Linked DNA regions of Homo sapiens: region 2 is linked to region 1. A link is a loop called in an ENCODE intact Hi-C map of the cell type or tissue named here. Cell type or tissue: PC-3. All regions are shown on one strand.

Region 1 (8,000 bases):
TCATTTAATCCATCAACAACCAACCTATAAAGTAGGAACAATTACCACACCAAAGCCCACAGAGTTACTTTATCCAAGGCCACCCAACTAGGGAATGATAGACCCAGGCTGTAAATGCATGTGGGTGTTACTGTAGAATCATATCATACCACTAGGTTGGATAAGCCTTCTCCTTGAGAGGTGTTACCTTGCCTCCCTGACAATAACTACTCATGGAAACAAACAAGGCTCAGGAAGTTTAAAGAAAAACCATACCTTACAGGCTTAGGTAGCTTATGTTAAAAAGTAGAGCATTTCATTTTCTTTCATAATCTTCAGGGAATAATTCTAATGATGATGATATCATCATGGGTTATTTGTTGAATGTTTGCTAAATGCCAGATATTACATATATTACCTCATTTCTTCTCCTCAACAACTTTGTGAGTTATGTATTACACTTATTTTAGAGACGAGAAAATCACACAGCTACCATTTGACTCTATAGCTATTGGATTCCAAAGCTCTAAAAAGACAGACCCAGCATGCTGGGTTTTTTTTGTTTGTTTTTTTTTTTTTGACATGGAGTCTCACTCTGTCGCCAGGCTGGAGTGCAGTGATGCAATCTCGGCTCATTGCAACCTCCACCTCCTGGGTTCAAGTGATTCTCCTGCCTCAGCCTCCCAAGTAGCTGGGACTACAGGCACACGCCACCACACCCAGCTAATTTTTGTATTTTTAGTAGAGACAGTTTCACCATGTTGGCCAGGATGGTCTCGATCTCTTGACCTCGTGATCCGCCCAACTCGGCCTCCCAAAGTGCTGGAATTATAGGCGTGAGCCACTGCGCCTGGCCCCCAGCATGCTTTCTGTATGAATGAACTTGAGAGATGGCTAGCAAGAGTAATCACAAATGAAGCAGACTGTCATGTCTAACACATCAACTTGGCATGAGCCACCACACCCGGCCAATAAGTCTTCCTCTCTTTGAAGTGCCATTAAGTTGCAAGGCTTCACTCTCAAGTGTCCCAACTAAGAGAACACTTCTTTAACCTACACCGAATAAGAAGCAACAGTCAAGGCTGGTCCTAAAAATTAAACATAGCATATACACAAAACCATAACAGACTACAGGCAAAGACACAAACTCCCAAATACCCTGAAAATAACAATTTGCTCCCTTTATTATTTCCCTACACAGTCTATGAAGAATCCAGCCCATAGGGATTTGCTAAAGAGCTCTTCTAGACTAAGCAACACACCCATATATTTATGCTCAGTCTAGACTATACAATGTAACTTACACTGTCTGCCCAAAACACCCCCCCACCCAAAGTTAGTATTGGAGAAAGCTTTACAGGCAACAAGAGACATCTCTAAGGGTCAGCATTTTACTGTCATAAGCACTAATAAATTAAGCTTTACACAGGTAGCCAGAATCATGCAATCAATCATTTAATTAACATCCCCCATTTCCAGCCAGACACAGAGCTAAGTTTGGGTACAACTGGGGACAAGATACACGTGCAGCCCTTATCAAGTGGCTTACAGATCTAACAAGTCAGTGTAATAAAATGCTACCTGCACTGGCACATAAATATAGATGTGATACTGAGAGTCCAAAGGAAGAGGTCATCAATTCTGGAGAGGAGGAGGTAATCAGGAAAAGCTTCATAGAAGAGGTAGCTTTTGAGCCAGGTCTTAACAAATGAGCAAGTATCTACCAAACCAGGGGAGGTACAGATAGGGCAGCATTCCAGGCACAGAAAACAACCAAACAAGGGCACAACGGCATTTTGGGAAATGCAAGAAGTTCAGCCTGGCTGGGAAGCACACTGGATAGGGAATGGGACAACGGTGAAGCCAGATCTCAAAGACGCTTGACTGTATGCGTGCTGAGGAATTTGGACTTCATTTGTACAGACAAAACAGGGGGCCACTTGAGGGGGCTAAGCAGGGCTATAAACGAATGGCTCTACAGCTCAGTGGAAAATGGCCTTGAGAGGGGCAATGGAGGAGACAGAGAGACCAAGCAGATGCATCTTGCTCAGGTAAGGGTGATAACAGGCCAAAGCTAAGGCCAGCTCAGATATCACCTTCTCTAGGAAGCCCTCCCTGACTCAGGTCGTGTCGGCTGCCCCTCCTTGAGAATTTCTTTCCATATCTTGTTATATCATGAGTTATATGTCTGTCTGCCTGGCAGGGACCAAACTGGACTTGTCTTTGTATCCTCTGAGCCCAGCACAGAGTGTGATCAATGCTTACCCATTGAGCATGCAAGTCAGTCAGTGAAGCACAAACAGCCATGGGGACAAAGAGGAAGGAGCCAGTAAGACAGGGTTACATCAAGCCCTGGTGAGGAATCATGGAGGGGAGACTTGGACCCCCAGGACTCTGAAGCCATTTACAGAGACACAAGGGAAGGGAAAAGGGGGAAACAAGATGACTGAGCTCAGGTTCCTGCAGGTCATTCAGGTAGAGGCCAGGCCAGTGCTCCCAGTTGGAGAGGGTGGAGTTGTTGGCACCAGTGTGACTGAAGCATCAGTGTGAATGAGCTTGACCTGGAAAATGTGTGCATCCACAACATGCAGAATGGGCTGCCCACCTCCAGGAAGCGCTCAGATGCCCTGCCCACATGAGCTGCTACTCAGGTCTGGGAAGGTCTGACACTAAATAAAAACCAGTTTCCCTTATGGCCACTGGAGTGATGAGCCCTTTGAAAACCATCAACTCAATCTCTGACAGCAGTAAGAATACAGCAAGCAGGAGGACTGGGTTGTAAACCCTGGAGAAATCACTGAACTGCTTTGTGTCGCAGTTTCTGTACATGTAAAATCACGATGGCAAAACATTTGCTGCTTTCTCCCAGGTGTTTCAAACTAAGATATAAAATGTTTTCAAATAATAAGATATGAATGTGAGATATTCTAACTACTTCTCTCCAAATTCCTTACAACTACTGGAGCCTCCTCTTTCACCTCCCTCAAGGGCAACCAACATCCATTTTCCCATCTAATGATTGGCTAAAATTGGATTTTTAAAAAACAGTTACCTCCCAATTGATGCGATATTACCAAAGGTATAAAACACTGCGAAGAGGTGTAGTCCCTTCCTGGGCACCCACAGCAGAACAGTACCCTGGAATTTAAAGTACAGTGTTTGCACATGAGCAACCCTCCCACCCGGCCACACAAGCAGAGCTCCCAGAGGAAGCCCTGAGGAGTCCGTTTCCCTCCCCACCTCCCTTATTCCCCTCTCCTCTCATCCATGCATTTTAGTGAAGGGCAAAAGGGGAAAGGAGGTGGACAAAAGGGGGAATATATAGCAAAGACAGGTAGAAGGAAAAGACAGAGGAGGAAGGGAAATCTTACCAGCAGTGAGCAGAGAATTCCTATAGCAAAACACGCAATGAAGCCTTTTATCCTGGTACTCCAGCTTAATGAAGATGCCTCAACAACCTAAAATTGAAAAAAAAAAAATACATATACACACACATTTACTAAAAACAAAGCAAGCACATAACTAAATCTAGAAAGTGTTAAGTTGTATTAGGGAAGGCAAGGAGCACAGAATCCTACACACTCAGGCGATGTAAGTCATCAAATCCAGACTTTATCAGAGCTGTAAAGTTATTATGCAGACATGAATCTCCTCTCTAGCAGCTGACAGCTGTGCCTCCAGCTGAACATCTTCAGAGGTAGAAACTCCTTGCCTCAAGCACAACCCATTTCAAGAACAGGAAGGCAAGACAGCCAATCCTAGAGTAGCCCAGAGCCTTCCTACAACCCAGGCAGGATGAAGACCACACCTGGAAAGGCATGCGTCCACCAGGGACTCACAAGTCCACCTGGGATCCTCCACCAGGCAGGGTCCCAGGAAATAAGGAAAAGATGAGGGGACGGCACTCAAGCAGCTGCTCCACTGGTCATCGTCTCCTACATCAACTCTCACCCACATTATTCACTCTTGGTTCAGATATTGTACTTACAGGATGCTGGCATCAGCCAACTCATCCAAGTGGGAGACAGATCCTGGTTAATTAATTACTGTCCTGTTACATCCTGAGTCTTTGCCATCATGATTAATCCCTCCCTGGAGCAAAGTTCAGGGGAAGCCAGGAGTTCCAAAAACACTACTGAAACAGGAGAGCCTGTGAGTAGCTCCCAGTGGTTCTTTTCCCATGTCAAAAATGACAACAGCCAGGCACAGTGGCTCATGCCTGTAATCCCAGCACCTTGGGAGACCAAGGTGGGCGCATCACCTGAGGTCAGGAGTTCGAGACCAGCCTGACCAACATGGCGAAACCTTGTCTCTACTAAAAATACAAAAAATTAGCCAGGTGTGGTGGTGCATGCCTGTAATCCCTGCTACTTGGAAGGCTGAGGCAGGAGAATTGCTTGAACCTGGGAGGTGGAGGTTGCAGTGAGCCGAGATCATACATTGTACTCCAGCCTGGGCAACAAGAGTGTAACTCTGTCTCGGAAAAAAATGACATCAAAGTTTTTGCACTGGTGACCCTACCAGTCTGTCCACCTGATGCAAGTGGGAACAGTTGTTCCAAGCTGGACAAAGACAGCTGCCGTAAGAGACCAACACCACACAGGGCAGCTAGGCCATGTATATTCACACAGGGCTCACCTTGTATGGCCAGCATAGTCTCCATCTAGCAATGTGGTCAAAGTTTCCTACTATATTTCCACCCAGCTGATGGAAGAAGGTAGGTAGTGGCAGAAAGTCAAGAGTCATTAGACTGGCAACTCCGTCAGCCTTGACTACCCCCAGCTCAGGGATCTGTTTTCAACCCTGTCTCCAGAGTTCCCGTCAAACCAGAAGCTTGAAAAGAAGGATGAGAGGCTCCCCTCAGGTGTGGCACGTATTGCCAAAGACTACCTTACTCTCCACTCAGGAGAAAGGTATTTAGGTCAGGTTATACATTCATATATATGGAACTGGGCTCATGACCCTGCACAGAAGGCACAAATTAGGGATGATAACAGACAGCAGGGGCCCAGTGTTAAGATCTGACAGATGAGCCACCTGGTTTTACGCTGAGGTAAACCTCTCCTGGAGGAGTCTGGTTTCCCAAACCCCCTTGGACTCCAAAATGAGCCATGTGATGATGCTCTGGTAGCAGGCTTTACAAGGCCCCAGACAATCTAGTCAGGCTACTTCGGACTAAAGCATTTAAGCTCTCGCCAAGGACAGAATAAAATGAGAAGCTACCACTCTTCCTAGTCATGCAAAAACCAAAGAACTTACCTTGCCAAGGTGCGAAAAGAACTAGCTGCAGGTGGGAAGAAAAGAGCGGTAGTAGGATTGGCCTGGCTTGTTCGTAGGAAGAAGAGTGGTAGTGGGATTGGCATGGCTTGTCTGTAGGAAGAAGAACGGTAGTAGGATTGGCCTGGCTTGTTCACAGGAAGAAGCATGGTAGTAGGATTGGACTGGCTTGTCAGCAGCAAGAAAAAAGTGGTAGTAAGATTGGACTGGATGGTTCCCTGAGCACCACATGGCATCAACACGGATAATTTTAAAAGATTCAACCTTTCTATTTGAAGAGGATAAACCATAAGGTTAAGAATGAAATTTGAATTGGCTTTGACATCTAGATTGCTAAATAACCTCAACAGAACAGTGAGATTCCAGAGAATGGCCTGAACCCGGGAGGCGGAGCCTGCAGTGAGCCGAGATCGAGCCACTGCACTCCAGCCTGGGCGACAGAGCGAGACTCCGCTCAGTCTCAGTGAGATTCCAGCCCTCACACAAATCAAAATAACCACAATAGGAAGCAGTTCAGCCAAGAATGTGTTTCTGGTTTCTACCTTCAGAAAGGAAAGTGACACTCCATATCCAAGTCTCTCAAGCTGAATCCATCCAAATGTTACTCTGTTTGCCAAAATGGAAGGGGTGGGGGGCATATTTCACCACTGTATTTTTCCATTACATGTGGTTGCAAGTTCTTTTACATTCACACTTGGTCAGGGAAGGAGGAAGCTGTTGTTCCACTTCTCATAACTGGACTCAGTGAAAGCAAAACACTTCTTTTTGCCAAATTATGAAAACAAACTCATAAAATGTCTGTAAATTCATGACTGCTGGAAGCTGTGCTAGCATATTGTTTTTGGAAATTAGAGTAGCTAAAATGGTACCTGGATGGAATTTGTAGGCAATGCGCTCACAGGCAGTCTGACTGGCAGTTATTCACAAAGGTCCCTTTCACTCTGTGATGTGGAGAGAAGAGGGGCTCTTGCCAAGAATAATACTAAGAATTGTTCAGAAAAACAGGATTGGTAACCAGAAGAAGGTAAGAAAGAAATACTGCTTCATTTCCACACTTTAAAATTAGATACTATTCATACCTTTCTTGTCCCCAGAATCCTTTATAAAAAACATAAAACCTATACTTTCAGAAAGAAGTCCATTGAAACTAAAGACTTAAGGTGTATTTATGAAGATGAGGTATCAATCACAAAATTCAACGTGAGGCTATAATTAGATACTGCCATGCAAATTTTATAACTACCTAGGAGAGGTAGGAGAAATAGAACTAGTCACACCTTTATGGTTTGCATTAAAGGAATAAAGGTTTTAAAAAGCACTCTCTTCTAGTGACCTCTTAAAGAGATTTTAAGAGCGCCTAATTCAACTTACCACACAAAATAGCAATTTCCCCACAGAATCCTCCAGTTCTACCAGCCCCCAAACCATGAAAAATATGAGACAATCAAATCAGTACCAATATTTTAAAGGAGGCTCTGACCTAATCAGTAAACACTAAGCTGAAACAGCCTGCAAGATGAAGTTAGTCGGCAACAAAACATTTCCTAGGAATTCAAGACTCTGGAAGTGCCATACAATGATGTTATAAACAGAAATCTCACTCAGAAAGAGGAAACTGACCAACTGACCAAAGTATTTTAAAACAAGAACGAAGCACCTATTCTTTTTAAATTAGATCCAACAGATGCCTCAGCATAACACATTAAAGCCCTTCTCACAGTATCCAACACAGACGTTCACCATTTTAGGTTAAAAACAAGCTCAGCATTTATGTTTGCAAACTTTACTAGTCGTCCACTGTTGAGGGTCAGCCCACTGCTTCGTGATGATTTTCGAGACAATAATATCTGCATCATCCCACTGTCAACACTCCACCCCTCAAGAGTCTGCAGGGAGAGAAAGTGTCTGCCTCTTAAGCACCAATTGTTCATAAAGGCTTGTTGACAGTCTATGGAAATAAAGCTTTAAATAACGAGGGTCAGCTACCTATGAGTCAGACCTTTCTTAGGCCCGGTCTGAGGTTCCACTTGAGATTCATAATAGAGGCTAGAAATCAAGAAAAAAAAACCCGTGAAATTACTCTGAGCCTTGACCAATTAATAAAGGCAACAAATTAAAAAGAACCCACCAACTTGTTTTGAAATATCAAAAAGTTAAATTTCAGTGACTCCAACATTCGATCCCATAGAATTACTCCCTCAAGGTGAAGATTCAGAGAGCAATCTTACATTCGGAGATGTCATGCTAAGTCCCAGTATCACACAAAACAAAACCGAATAAAATCAGCAACCACAAACGTGGGTGAAAGCAGCTTGCTGAGAAAGAAGAACTTGCTGAGAAACCAGAAGAAACACTGATTAGTTTCCAGTTGGCCATATCATCTTAACATCCTCATTTCACAGATGGGGAACGGAGGCTAAAGAATACACCAAAAAGCGAAGAGAAACGTTATTTTGTCATCCAAAAAGGAAAACAAAAGCTAAAAGCACCCTAAATAGAAATGCAGCATTCTGTGTGGTTCTACAACATAGGACATTAGTGGCCAGGTTTCAGCACGATCAAAACTTTTCTAATAGGCCGGGCGCGGTGGCTCATGCCTGTAATCCCAGCACTTTGGGAGGCAGAGGTGGGCGGATCACTTGAGGTCAGGAGTTCGAGACCAGCCCGGCCAAGATGGTGAAACCTCGTCTCTAGTAAAAATACAAAAATTAGCCGGGTTTGATGGCGGGTGTCTGTAATCCCAG
Region 2 (8,000 bases), 58 kb before region 1:
ATATATTGTTTGCCTTTTTTTCATTTGAGGAATCCTAATAACTCAAAATGCTGACAATGGGTGCATTTTCCAAGTGACTAAAGAATGGCAAAATCTGGCATCTGATGGCTACACTCTCTCTGAGTCAAATGAAAGGTGTAATGACAGTCTCCTGCTGTGAAATCTGGTAGGCAGTAACAATTTACTGTTCAATTTCCCGTTTTAATAAGGAACTGGAAGCTTCTGAGTATCACAGACTCGGGTAGTGTTACCTCTGGACACATGAACTCCTATGGTCCCTGCCATCTGAGCACAGAGATCAGAGAAGGGGCACATGGGCACAGGGTGGGAGGCTGAGGGAAAGCCAAACAGGCAGGTGGGAAAGAGAAGAATCCAGACCCTTTACTCCCATCTGTGTCTCCAATCCCCAGAAACTGCCTACATTACAGAAAGTAACTAGCAACCTTCTATAGCAGACTAGTATTCACAATCCTAACACAGAAAACAAGAGGAAAAAGCCCCAAATGCTTGTTTACTCTAATTGGAGACCTGAAATAAAACCTTCCTTGTTTAAGGAAGGTTTGTTTGGATTTTTTTTTCCTGAAAAACCAAAGCTGATTCAATATTCTATTGATAATTATCATAATGCCCAAGTGGAGGTAGTAATTATTTCATTTAGAAGCAGCTTTTTATGAAGGTATTTGTCTATTGCCAGCATGCCACTTATACTAAAAAAGGGGAGAGGGACTAACAAAACCCTGGTACCCACAAACATCTCCCTCCTAGAGCTGGGTAAAAAGCACAGCACACAAGACGAAACTATGAAAAGGGCCCCGGTGATTAAGTAAACCACTGCTCTCTCACTCTCTTAACATCAGGAAGTCCATTAAAAACTGAAAGCACCAATTAAGAGCTGTTTATTCTTGTTTACATTTGGACTCCCGGGAATAATTGGCTTCTGTGGGAGAAGAGGCTGGTGAGGACACCTCTAATTGCCTAAATGCACCCTTGATATTTCTTGATTGGTGTTGTGGGGAGGCCGGAGCGGGTGGCCAGGCCTGCCCGCCTCATTCGTACCTGCCCGCCTCCATTGAGCTTGTTGGTCAGCTTCACTTTGCTGAAGGAGATGGGAGCTTTCATCCAGTGGGCCCCAAAGTTGGGGGAGTCCGGGTGAATGTAGACGCAGCTGTGGCTGGAGACCTCTGGCTTGCCAGCGGGCACCCATTCCCCGTTGACGTACTTCCAGCGGTGACTGTCCGTAGGGACAAAGTCCAGCAGGAGGGAGTACATGGCATTGGGGTCCAACCCTGTGACACTAATCTTTAGGACTGGAAACATCCGTCTAAAAGGAAAGGCAGAAACTTAGCCACAGGAGGGACGTTAGAGGAACTCTCACCTTGTCCAGGGGCCTCTCAATACTGAGACCTTCCACGGAATGCCCTGTGAGGAGGCCAAATAAACAGGGCCCAAGTCCACAACCCCAATTCTACTGGAGCTTCTTTTTATAAATGAATTTAATACTAGGGTTTCACTTTAAAACATGCTCCGTTTTAAAGTCTGAAAACCACTGATGGAGTCATTTGACACAACAGGAACCTGAAGCCCAAGATGTATCAAATGCCACATCCCCACAGAAAGCTCTCTTCAAAGATTTCCCACTGGCACACTGATGCCACTGACCAGCCCTTCCCAACCTCACAAAGAACACTATTTCTGAATAATAGTAATAGCATTTATAGCAAAACATGCCAGCCTGGGCAACATAGTGAGACACCCCCATCTCAAAAAAAAAAGAAATTAGCTGGGCATGGTAATCCCAGTTATTCGGGAGGCTGAGGTGGGAGGATTGCTTGAGCACAGGAGTTAGAGGCTGCAGTGAGCTGTGATGGTGCCACTGCACTCCAGCCTGGGTGACAGAGTGAGACCCTGTCTCAAAAAAACAAGAACAGGGTTACATGTTAAGTCAGTGAGAGGAACTCTTAACTGTACAAAGTGAGACCAGTTCTTTCCTCCAGGATGCCTCAGGCAGGGCCTTTAACATACCCATGTACACCATGGGACTCTTTGAAGAAAGCGTGGGGACGTGCACACCCTAAATGTATGTGACAGTGGGATTATCATTTAACTAAGCATTTTATGAGAATTTGTGTCCAAAGAACACACTTTGAGACATGCAGATCTAGATTCATCGATCCTTCTTCTACATGCTAGAATAATAACAACAAGTTTACTCTCACAAATATTTGGAGAAACTATCCAAGTAGCTGGCTTATAAGTCTAGAGCATTTTCATCATCCCGAAAAGAAACCCCACGGCCATTAGCAGTTACTCCCTATTCTATTTAGACTTCTTTTTTTTTCAGATGGAGTCTCTGCCTCCTGGGTTCAAGTGATTCTCCTGCCTCAGCCTCCAGGAGAGTAGCTGGGATTACAGATGTGTGCCACCACGCCTGGCTAATTTTTGGATTTTTAGTAGAGACAGGGTTTCACCATGTTGGCCAGGCTGGTCTCAAACTCTCAACCTCAGGCGATCCACCTGCCTCAGACTCCCAAAGTGCTGAAATTACAGGTGTGAGCCACCATGCTTGGCCTCTATTTAGACTTCATATCACCAGAAAAACAGCACAGAGAAGTAGTTTCTGCCTGCTAGGCAGGAGAGAGGCAGAGTTGATGTCCTTTGTGATTCCAACTCCAAAGTCACTGCCTAAGGTAAGATTTTGGAGCCAAAGCAAGGCCAGGCCAGCCGAAGGGCTTGGGTGTAATGGTAATACGGCCAACACTTACAGAGCACTCACTAGGTGCCAGGCATGGGAATAAGCACTTTGCATGAACTAACTCAGTGAGTTCTTCACAACAACTTTATGAGGCTGTGTTGGTGTGTTCAAGGAGAGAAAATTAATTTAAATGGGAGGCTAGGACAAGTATATAAATTAAGTAAAATTTCTAGGGAGAAAAATGCATCAGACGATGCATTCCAAATCCAGGTCTTCGCTGAGAACTGCATTATCCACCTCAACACTCCTCGTCCCTTAGTGAGATGATTGCACTTTTACATTAACTAAAATGATACACCTCCTCTAGGGCGGCTGCCTGTGTGATGTAAAATCTTCATGTTGCATTTTCTTTTGTTCTTTCTTCAATAGAAGGATTATTGTCTTTTATTTTCTCCTACTATCAGATTAAACGATTCCCTTTTACGATATATTTTAATGTTTTCAATTATGTTAATAATATTGGCCAAGTGTAGAAAACAGAAGGATCCTGAGAACACAAATGCCGTTTGCAAAGAATCATAAAAGTGGGCATCAGAAATGATTCTAGGGATCATATAGGGTTATTCTGACAGCCAGGAGTCAGACCCGTTTATACGAGGTATATGGAGACATGGTCTCTGTGTTCTGGTCCAGTGTTTCTTCTGAAGTACTAAAGTTTACTTTTTATATTATTTTAAAGAAAACACAAGAGTGGCATGTGTATAATTGTCATTTTGCATACTAAAGTTAAAAAGTACCAAAGGAGTTTAAGTCCAGCCTGGGCAACATGGCAAAACCCCATCTCCATAAAAAATACAAAATTTAGCCAGGCATGGTGGTGCACACCTGTAGTTCCAGCTATTGGGGAGGCTGAAGCAGGAGGATCACTTGAGCATGGAAGGTCGGGGCTGTAGTGAGCTATTATCACACCACTGTACTCCAGGCTGGGTGATAGAGTGAGACTGTGTCTCAAAAAAAAAAAGTACCAAAACTTTTCTCAATAAGACTATATAGTACACATAAAAGTAAGAACAAAAACTCATAAAACATATAATATATTACTCATGCACTAAATTGCCAGAGTAATGATGCAATTGTTCAAGCATGAGAGCATGGCTGGTGTCTTCATGATAAGAAATGTCAGGATGTTTCATAAAGTTCTGACTTATGATTTAAGAAATGACTTAAGGCGAGACACTTTTGTTTGTTTTATTTTTATTTAAAGGTGTGTGACTGTGTTGCCCAGGCTGCTTTCAAATTCCTGGGCTCAACTCCTACCTCAGCCTCCCAAAGTGCTGGGACTACAGGTGCAAGCCACAGTGCCTAACCGCAAGATTGTTTTTCTAATGATAATAGTTATCATGTACAGTCAGGCCTCCACATTCCCAGGGTCTGCATCTGTAGATTCAACCAAATGCAAATTGAAAAATTTGAAAAGAAATAATACAACAATAAAAAATAATACAAAAAAAAAATATGGCATAACTATTTACATAGCATTAACATTGTATTACGTATTGTAAATAATCCAGAAATAACTTAAGTATATGGGAGGATGTGCATAGGTTATATGCAAAATATTCTAGTCCATTTTATATAAGGAACTTCAGCATCCTCAGATTTTGATATTTGCAGGGGCCTGGAAACAATCCTCTGCGGATGCCAAGGGATGGCTGTACTGAGTTTTACTCTGCACCTAGGACTTTGCGTAGGTGAATATTTCACTTAAGTGAAATACAACTTAAGTCTTACTTCACCCACAAGGAGGTTATTATGCCAATTTTATAGATGAGGAAACTGGGACTCAGAAAGCACACATTACATTTCATTCACTACTCCTTTTTTTTTTTTTTACTCTCTTTTCCTTTCTTATTAGCTTCTCAAAGCTAACATGGTTGAGCCACAGTGAAAGGAAAAGTCCCCCTCAAAGTTTTCCCAAATCTTAATACCTACTTAGAGATTTATTTGCCCATTTGACAAATGGTTTTTTAGTGCCTGCTCTATCCCAGGAACTGTTCTAGGTGGGAATTCAATGACAAAAATTGCAGACCCAGTATCTTCTTGTTCATGAAGCTTACATTCTAACAAAGAAGTCAGGCAACAAACATGTCAATAAATCTTTGTTGTTTCTTAACATGTAAGATCATTTGGGGCTGGGTGTGGTGGCTCATGCCAATAATCCCAGCACTTTGAGAGGCCAAGATGGGAGGATCACTTGAGGCCCAGAGTTTGAGACCAGTCTGGTCAATTTAGCGAGACCCCATCTCTATTAAAAAAAAAATCATTTCAAATTGCAAGAGTGACATGAAGGAACTAAAATGCATGATGTCACAGAAGGAGACTAAAGGATGAGAAGCTACTTTAGCCATATCTGAACAGGAAGTGACATTTGAGCTAAGACCTAAATAATGAGAAGGAATGACTCATGCAAAATGTTAGAGGAGGTGCACTTAGAGGCAAAGGAAATAGCAAGTACAATGGCCCTTAGATTTAAATAGCCCCACTCTATTCAGAAACTAAAAGAGAAGACCAAAGTGGCTGAGGCAAAGTAAGGGGAAAATTCCAATTATTATCCTCACTGCTAATAGGTTAGAGTGCCCTCCTCTTAACTCTCTCAACTATATTATGTGAGGTCTCATAAAGAGTGTAGCATGACTTTTCGTTCCAGAATAAGAAAATGTGTAATGGCTTTCCATCTTTCATGCTATGGTCAGAGCTGTACCTGATGTTTCAAAGAAGCCATGATCAATCAAAAGATGCTTAACCTCATCAGCCATCAGAGAAATGCAAAATCCAAACCACAGTGAGATGCCACTTCATGGCCACTAGGATGGCTGCAATATGAAAAGCAGACAATAAAAAGCATTGGTGAAGATGTAGAGAAATTGGAATCCTCATACATTGCTGGCAGGGATGTAAAATGATGCAGCCACTTTGGAAAATACTCTGGCAGTTCCTCACTTGGTTAAATATACAGTTTCTCAATAATCCAGCAATTCCACTCCTAGGTATATACACAAGAAAAATGAAAACATAGCTCCATGCAAACATTTGTACACAGAGGTACATAGCAACATTATGCATAATAGCTAAAATGTAGAAAAATGCAAATGTCCATGAACTGATGAAGGATAAATAAAATGTGTTATATCCATACAATGGAGTATTTGTCAATAAAAAAGATGAAGTGCTGATACATGCTACAACATTGATGAACCTTGACCACATTACGCTAAGTAAAAGAAGTTGTTGACAAAGGACCACATATTGTATGATTCCCAGGATATCAAATGTCCATGATATGAAATAGGTAACTCTATAGAAACAGAAAGTAGATTAGTGGTTGCCAGAGGAGGTGACTGCTAAGGGCGCAGGGCTTCCTTTTGAAGCAATAAAAATGTTCTAAAATTAATTGTGGAGATGGATGCACAACTCTGCGAATTACTGAGAACCACTGAACTATACACTTCAAATGGATGAGCTGTATGGCATGTGAATTATATCATCACAAAGCTGTTAATAAAAACAAAGAAGTCACAGTGTCTTGTCTCTTAGAAGGAGGACATATCTGGGAAATGGTAGAATGATTAATTGCTCTATTTTCTTTAGTATTGCATTTGCCAAGAACTTTATAATTATTTTTTGTTTTTATCACTACGTAAATAAACTGAGAAATGACTATTTTTTAATCCATTCCCTATTTTAATACATTTTTTAATACATTCCCTATTATGGCAATGAGGAATAAATAAAAGTCAGTCAACTTGCCTAAGGTCTTGTAACTGGGAATGGAACTCACCCTGCCTCCAAGCCAAGTTCCCCTCCTCCCACCCCACTTTCCCCTCTTTTGTCTCACAATGACAGGGATGCATTATCTAGGGATCCAGTAACTAATTGATCTGTGATTACCACTCGTGATCAGGCTTTATTTTCAGGAATTAACTGCACTTCCAATCAAGGTGATTTTTTTCCCCATTTTTTTCCTAGATGTAGCTAACATAGAGAAACCCAGAGTGTGAGGGATAAGAAATATGTAAATCAGTCCCTAAGTAACAGCATAATTTCACTTAATCCACCCTGGAGAGAAAGCCTCCTTGGAGAGAAAGAGAGGAAAATGTGGCAGGGTAAATAAGCACTCCTCAAGAAAACCACACCTGAAGAACCACAGGTGGTTGGGCTTTGCCCATAAACTGTTGGGCTTTTATTATGAGACCAGCTTTCCAGTTTTATTTCACTGACAGGGAATCTCCAGAAGTCAGTGCTGCTGGAGGAGGCTATGAGAAGTGAGGTTTGCAAGAAGAAAGAGGGGCAGAGATGAGGCAGATTTTACAGGTGAGGGAACAGCAGAGAGTTAAAAGCAAATTCAAAAAGTTAAACTTGTAAACACTTTCCTCCATCTCTCCTCAAAACTCTACTATTTATCAAATACTCATCAGAACTTTTAGAGGGGTGTGTGTGTGTGTGTGTGTGTGTGTGTGTGTGTGTGTGACATACATGGTGCATGGATGCTGACATTTATGTGAAGGTGAGCAGGCATAAGAATAGCAACAGGTGTCAATTAAAGATAAATAAACGAAGGGAAAAAAACAACAGCATTAGGGAAGCAAGGTGGCCTGGTTAAAGGCAGATTACATAAATACATATGATCTTCTTGAGCTGTAATTTTAAACTTCAGAGAAAAATACCCATGGGCTGTAGGGACATGGAAATGTATTGGCCTGATGTGCAACTTTACTTTTCTCCTCTCTTGTACTGCCCTTACTGGAGACTATGAACAGCAACTCAGTGGCACTGCACCAATACCCCTTAATCATCAAGCACTGGTGAATCATCGAAACTAATCGGCAAATTTAAACTTAGTAATTCCCACCTCTTATTTTATGATGACAAGAAATATGGCATTTTCCCCTTAGGTGAAAATGTTACAAGTAAAGAAAACAAAAGCAAGAGATTTGATTTTTTTTTTTTTTTTTTTTTTTTTGAGACACGGTCTCACTCTGTTGCCCAGGCTCGTGTGCAGTGGTGTGATCACTGCAACCTTGACCTCCCCAGGGTCAGGTGATCTCCCACCTCAGCCTCCCAAGTAGCTGGGACTACAGGTAGGTGTCACCATGCCCAGCTAATTTTTTGTATTTTTTGGAGAGACAGGGTTTCTCCATGTTGCCCAGGCTGTTCTAAAACTTCTGAGCTCAAGTGATCAACCTACCTGGGCCTCCTGGCTAGTTGTTTAAATTTTTTGTAGAGAAGAAGTCTCCCTATACTGCCCAGT

What was found. Hi-C counts contacts between places; a loop is a spot of excess contacts. Peaks named below come from ENCODE experiments on the same cell type or tissue, not always from the same donor. Only the 100,000 strongest peaks of a DNase experiment are listed, where the experiment ranks them.
Region 2: it touches region 1 in a loop (4-fold over the local background); 3 of 110 quality-filtered maps call a loop at or near these places.

The regions. Positions count from the first base shown.
Region 1 is chr1:168,226,951-168,234,950 of GRCh38, reverse strand. It overlaps SFT2D2 (SFT2 domain containing 2), which reads right to left. Exons shown (of 8, transcript NM_199344.3): 2 at 3,351-3,437; 3 at 3,032-3,117. Among named protein-coding and RNA genes, the nearest start is that of SFT2D2, 4.9 kb to the right of the region's middle. RefSeq lists enhancers at 7,741-7,790, 7,911-7,990. In PC-3, no CTCF peak of the experiment used is centred here; DNase peaks (open chromatin) are centred at 4,010 and 4,850; H3K4me3 peaks cover 1,607 bases; H3K27ac peaks cover 1,269 bases.
Region 2 is chr1:168,284,481-168,292,480 of GRCh38, reverse strand. It overlaps TBX19 (T-box transcription factor 19), which reads right to left. Exons shown (of 8, transcript NM_005149.3): 2 at 1,057-1,321. Among named protein-coding and RNA genes, the nearest start is that of TBX19, 7.6 kb to the right of the region's middle. RefSeq lists enhancers at 1,099-1,670, 6,795-7,296. In PC-3, no CTCF peak of the experiment used is centred here; DNase peaks (open chromatin) are centred at 3,890, 5,140, 6,910 and 7,530; H3K27ac peaks cover 3,236 bases.